Regions from separate parts of the Mus musculus genome. Here region 2 is linked to region 1. Evidence: chromatin contacts called from ENCODE Hi-C data. All regions are on one chromosome and are shown on one strand. Each heading gives the region's core, a stretch centred on a gene start or an enhancer-like site at or near the end of the contact. The rest is flanking DNA. Distances are from core to core; before and after follow the strand shown.

Region 1 (2,700 bases), core at 173-2,672:
AGTGAGGAGGGGGAGGGGGAGAGGGAGAGGAAGCATATAAATGAATTCAGGAGGGGAAAGTGACTGGAGGGAGGTGAAGAGGTAGGGGAGAGAATGGGAGTGGATTTGATCAACTGTGAGTGTTTGTAGCCTGGCCCCCACTTTAAGTCTGCTTTCTGTTCCTGATTATGTATATAATATGACAGTTGTCTCATACATCTGCCACTATGCTGTCCCTGCTGTTATGGATTCTAATTCACTGAATTGTAAGCCAGAAACACACCCTTCCTCTCTTAAGTTGCCTCCTGTCAAGTGTTTGGACAGGGCAATGAGAGGGTAGCCTCACTGGGGACCAGCAAGAAGACCAGTGAGTGGAAAACGGGAGAGCAGACCTGGCCTTGAAACACACTGTAGAAGTCTAGGGTTTTCTTTGATGAGCTTTGAGCAATGAAGGCGAGTGTTTACCATGTTCTCTTGCCCTCTTCTGGTGCCTAAAGGGAAGCTGACCAGAGCCTGGAAAGCTGGAAATCCGCAGTTCAATCAGGAGGCTGTGGCAATCATTCAGGAGCCGAACCAGTCGGTCAAAATGTGGGTAATGGCGGTGTCTATGAAATGGTCCTGGGATGCTGTGACCACAAACAAGAGGGGTTGCTTGCTGATACAGTGGATAGATTGAAAGAGAGGAATACAGGATGAGTTCAACGTTTTGCAAGAGTTGGAATTGATTATAAAACAAACATATTTAAGAGAGCAACACACTAGCCTAAGACTGAAGATATGACGCTATGAAAACTAACTGAAGGTCCCAATAGAATAGAACAGCAGAATGGGAGAACTTAAAAACAAAGAACGAAACCAACAAAACACATTGTCCTGTTTTGTCTGAATGTGCAATGTTCCCCACAGGGCTCACGTATTCAGGCTCGGTCCCCAGACGCTAGAACTGTTTGGGACGGTCTGGAAACCATAGGAGGTAGAGCATCCAGGGACTTAGTAGGCCAGGGAGGGACCTTTGAAGGTTATGTCAGGTCCTCAGTCCCCTTGCCAGCAGCTTTGCCTCCTGATGGTCTAGAGGAGAACATCATCTTCCTCAGCATGCTCCCTCTACCATGTCATCAGCGGCTCAGAATCAGCTGAGCCAAGATGGTGGGACTCAGATGTCTGAAACCATGAGCCAAAATAAGTGATTTTCCCTTTTAAGCTATCTCAGGCTCTCTGATCACAGATGTACAAAAATAAATAGCACACGTATTTAGGTTTGATTCAGCACAATCGGTGCCCGTGCCCGTGTTTGTCTTTGCTCTAAACACACTGTAGTAACCAAGGAAACGATGAGTGCACTGCACCGGGTTTTTAATGGCAGCCTGAACCAGGCATTCAAATCTTTTGACTCTGAGGATGGAGGCGCCATGTTTCCCAGGTCCTCGCATGGCGCTTCGTCTCCACCAGGTGGCAGCACTGAAGTTCAGAGGCTTTCTGCGCAGTCTCCAGGCTTAATGAGTATAAATGAGTAAAGACTCGGACCCGTCAGACTTCTAGTCTCCCTTTATCCCCACTTCCCTGGTGTCGGCACCCCCACCTTTCCCAGCAGCCTAACGAAGCTTTTGACGATATAATCTCTGGCTACATTATTCACTGGACATATCCAAGCCCAAGAAGCCATTTCCTGGAGACCACTTTTTAAAACTCTGTGTTCATTAGATCCACTAATACATTCTCGTGGAAACCACACTTTAATAAATTTCATAGTGCATGACCAGCGGACTTCATGAATATTAGTCACTCCAAGCACGTTTTGTTTATTCAGCTTCTCGCTCCTCTCCTCCCTTGCCTGACTCCAGACTTCTCCATCTGTGGAATGATAATAACAAAGCGAGAGAGCTGGCTGGCCACAGAAGACCGAGAAAGCAAGGAGTAAAAGGAGCTTTCTGAGCTCACACCTGTTTTAAGATTTGTTATCCTTAAAACGAAAAGCTGTGGGGATTCACTGGGCTCTTTCCTTGTGGCTCCCAGTGGGCTTTGCTGTAAACCACAGGGAGGAGTGGGGGCCTTCAGAACACTTAAAAGTACTTATGTCAAATCCATCCCATTCTTCCGGCCTCCGTTCCTCGGGCCAGCCACCATTCCCAGGGGCTGGAGCACATTACAAGGCCCCCACTTTGTATGAATGGGCACAAACAGACTTTTTCACCATTTCTCTGCGTCTACATTTGCAGACACATCCTGTAGGCTGCCTGAAACAGCCTTAATTTCAATTTACTGTCTCCCCGAGGACCTTGCCATTCTGTGGAAAGTGGAAACTCAGTGGTCCGTTCTTTTCCCCCACCTCTCCCCCCAGCCTCATTCTGTCCTCCTCTTTCAAAGAAAATGTGGAAGGGAGAACGTTTCCCCGAGATGAACAGAATGATGTTCTGATGCGTCTAACAGGGCCTATGATCTTTTATGTTGAAAAAAAAAAATAACAAGCAAGTTAGGCCACATTACCACATTTGGAAAGCGTTCAAAGTCAGTGTGCAAAACCGTGTAGGTGAAGCAGGGGTCTCCTGGAGTGCATGTGTGTACACGAGAGAGCATAAAATTATAGACTCAAGTTCTACATTGGTTTTTTGTTTGTTTTTATTCTTCTGGGGGCTATCTCTATCTAACTCCTTGTTATGGAAGTTTCAAATGTAGACACAAGCAGAACCAACTGTAGGCAAAGTTCCTAGGTCCTGCCTTCAG
Region 2 (2,700 bases), core at 122-2,621, 340 kb before region 1:
GTGAGTCTGTTTAGAATAGTTCTCTCCCTCACAGCCTCTCTCTCTTTCCTTGTAAATGTTCTCTAGAGCCTAAACTGTAATATTTAGAAGCCCCACCCACCCACCCAACGTCCTGCATCCACCGACAATTGTGAACTGGACCAGCGGGCCATAAATCTAACTCTAGCTGGTGGAGGAGCAGGCAAGTCTCTCAAAGTCTTCAATACCAGGACATGCTGCATTTCTACTTCTGTTTTCTTTACAAATATTTGTTTCTCTCTCCTTCCAAACAAAACAAAACAAAACAAAACAAAACAACTCCCACCCTGGTAGCATGTTTGACAGAAAGTGAACCAGAGATGGAGTCCCCATGTGGAGATAGGAGTAACTTCACATATTATATTCCCCAGAATCTCAAGACAGAAACAGAAGTCCAGCACAGCTCTGGCTAGTTTAAGTTCACCTTGAGTGTTCTTCCTGCCATAAGGAATGCCTAGCATGCTCTGTGGCTGACTTTGTGTGTCCCTGGGTCTAAAGCAAGAATTTGCTCATCTGAGCAAAAGAGAGAACCAAAGAGAGACCAGTTGGGCCTCCTGCCTGAGTGTTGTATTTGCATCGAATCCTTTCCTTTAGCTTAAATCCCCGTAAACCACATTGTCAAATTCTAAAGGGGACCTGCCTTGACCTTGACTATTCTTGGTATTGCGAAATAATCTTTGGCTGTGTGCCTTCTCTGGAAAAGAAAAGGGGGAGGTCTGGTTGTATAGATAGTAATCACAAATGAGCAGATGCCCTAGGCACAGCAGCAACTTGCAAAGTTTTTAGCCACTTTTAAGGATGCCAGTGTGTGAACGAAGTTCAAGTAATTTGATTTAATCGGGCCCTTTTCTTTCCCTGGTGGTTACAAGGTCCCTTGGGAGTCCACGCCTCTGCCCCCAGGGCCTCCCTGACTAGGTGCACAACGCAACAACAACTCTGGGCTAGTTCATTTCACCACAGCCCGGGGACGCTCGGAAAGCAAAGATTAAAGGCGAAAGTCGCAGCTGTGTATTTATATTTTCATTGCTAGAAGGGAATTGATTTCCGTGCATTTATTTTGGAAGTTGTAATACAGAAGAGCGGATTTGCGTCACCACAGCAACTTGCCGGTGGAGATAAAGTTGCACAAATATTGAAAGGGGAAGTGCTAGGAGTCATTATAGAGTTTTTCTCCGGAAGAAATAAGGATTTCTGCAGTATCCTAAAATACTAGGACCGCTTCTATTTTGAGACCAATCTCGCAGGCATATCCGCTCATTTAGCCCAAGTTTGAGCCCATCAAAAAAACAGGAGATGACCTGAACTCCGGGCGAGCCCCGGGTTTCCTGCTGCTTTCTTGGTTCTGAAGGGTAGGGGTAAGGAGGAGGGCAGTGTTCCAAGCTCCCGCCAAAGCGACTGGTCTACAGGGCTTGGGCCTGGAGCAAGAGAGAGTGACCCAAAGTCCTTCCCCTCTTTTCTTTTCTTTTCTTTTCTTTTCTTTTCTTTTCTTTTCTTTTCTTTTCCTCTCCTCTCCTCTCCTCTCCTCTCCTCTCCTCTCCTCTCCTCTCCTCTCCTCTCCTCTCCTCTCCTCTCCTCTCCTCTCCTCTCCTCTCCTCTCCTCTCCTCTCCTTCCCTTTCTTTTGCACCGGGAGCTCCGATTAGGCCTCGGGTGACAAGGCTGCGCTGGGCTGCGACGGCTGCAAAGGTGCCTCAGGCTTGGGAAAACGGAGGATCGCTCAGATATGATGCAGTTACAGCTGAGCTGCGGAGGAGGCAGTCCTTGCAGCCTAGCCTTTGATCTGCGGGGCACTCCTGGTTTCTAATGCCGCAGATGCGTTTGGGCTGTGGGCGCAGCCAGACACCCAAGAGCACTCCTGTTCTACACACACAACTCCGGTTCAGCCGACTCAAACAGAGCAAAGAGGGGAAAGGGGCGGGGAGCCTTATTTCTAGGGGAGGAGGAGAAGATGCAGGCCTCTGGGCGAAGCGTCATTTTGAGCTGGGACTTGGCTATAGACCGCTTCGCTGTCTGGACGTCTTGAGGTTAAACTGGAATCGCAACTGAATTACAAGGCTGTTAGAAAAGACCGGCAACAGAGACAGGCAGCCTAGATACTCTCTCCCTAGGCTAGTAGTGACTTGCTTTCTCTAATACCCAGTGAAGTTAATGAACAGGTCTCTCACCGCATCACCAGAACTTTAGCCCAAAACTCACCTCCGGTGGCCTCTGTACTTGTCACAAGTCCACCCTCTGCTCCCTGCTAGACAGGATTTCCGGCCCCTCTCGTCCCAGGCACCATTGCCCTCAACTGTCTATACCCCTCCATTCCTTGATATAGTTAGTACCCCTGTCCCTGATACTGGGACATCATAGCCTGTGATTGATTAGCCATCGATTGCTTTCGAGGAAAAAGGCGTCCGCTAATGATGACAATACCGGCGACCAAGGACACGAAGCTGTTAGACATTAATCCAAGAGCTCACGCCAATCCTGAGCTGATAGTAGCCTGGCAGTTCCCTCACGGCTTCCAGTTTTTGGTATCTTATTGCTGAGGGGAAATAAGCCTGCCTTGGAATATCATTCCGGAGACACTTACTTGGACAATCGAAAACAAAAGATTTGGTGGTTTCGTTATTGTCATTATTTTATTTTCTTCCTGAAATGTGCAACAACCGTTCATCTAGGTGGCCTGTGGTCTGTTT

Evidence for each region. Hi-C counts contacts between places; a loop is a spot of excess contacts on that map.
Region 2: a map of gastrocnemius shows a loop between it and region 1 (3-fold over the local background). The contact joins two enhancer-like sites. A Hi-C loop is called at or near these places in 4 of 37 maps with a recorded cell type or tissue (gastrocnemius and heart).

Annotation. Positions count from the first base shown.
Region 1 is chr1:184,394,148-184,396,847 of GRCm38, reverse strand. No RefSeq gene overlaps it. Among named protein-coding and RNA genes, the nearest start is that of Gm34229, 37 kb to the left of the region's middle. Within about 2 kb of position 1,422, at least 1 of the 3 ENCODE cell types and tissues checked has a DNase peak (open chromatin) inside an H3K27ac peak, as active enhancers do; it is gastrocnemius, where a contact is called at or near this core.
Region 2 is chr1:184,733,712-184,736,411 of GRCm38, reverse strand. No RefSeq gene overlaps it. Among named protein-coding and RNA genes, the nearest start is that of Hlx, 2.6 kb to the right of the region's middle. Within about 2 kb of position 1,371, at least 1 of the 3 ENCODE cell types and tissues checked has a DNase peak (open chromatin) inside an H3K27ac peak, as active enhancers do; it is gastrocnemius, where a contact is called at or near this core.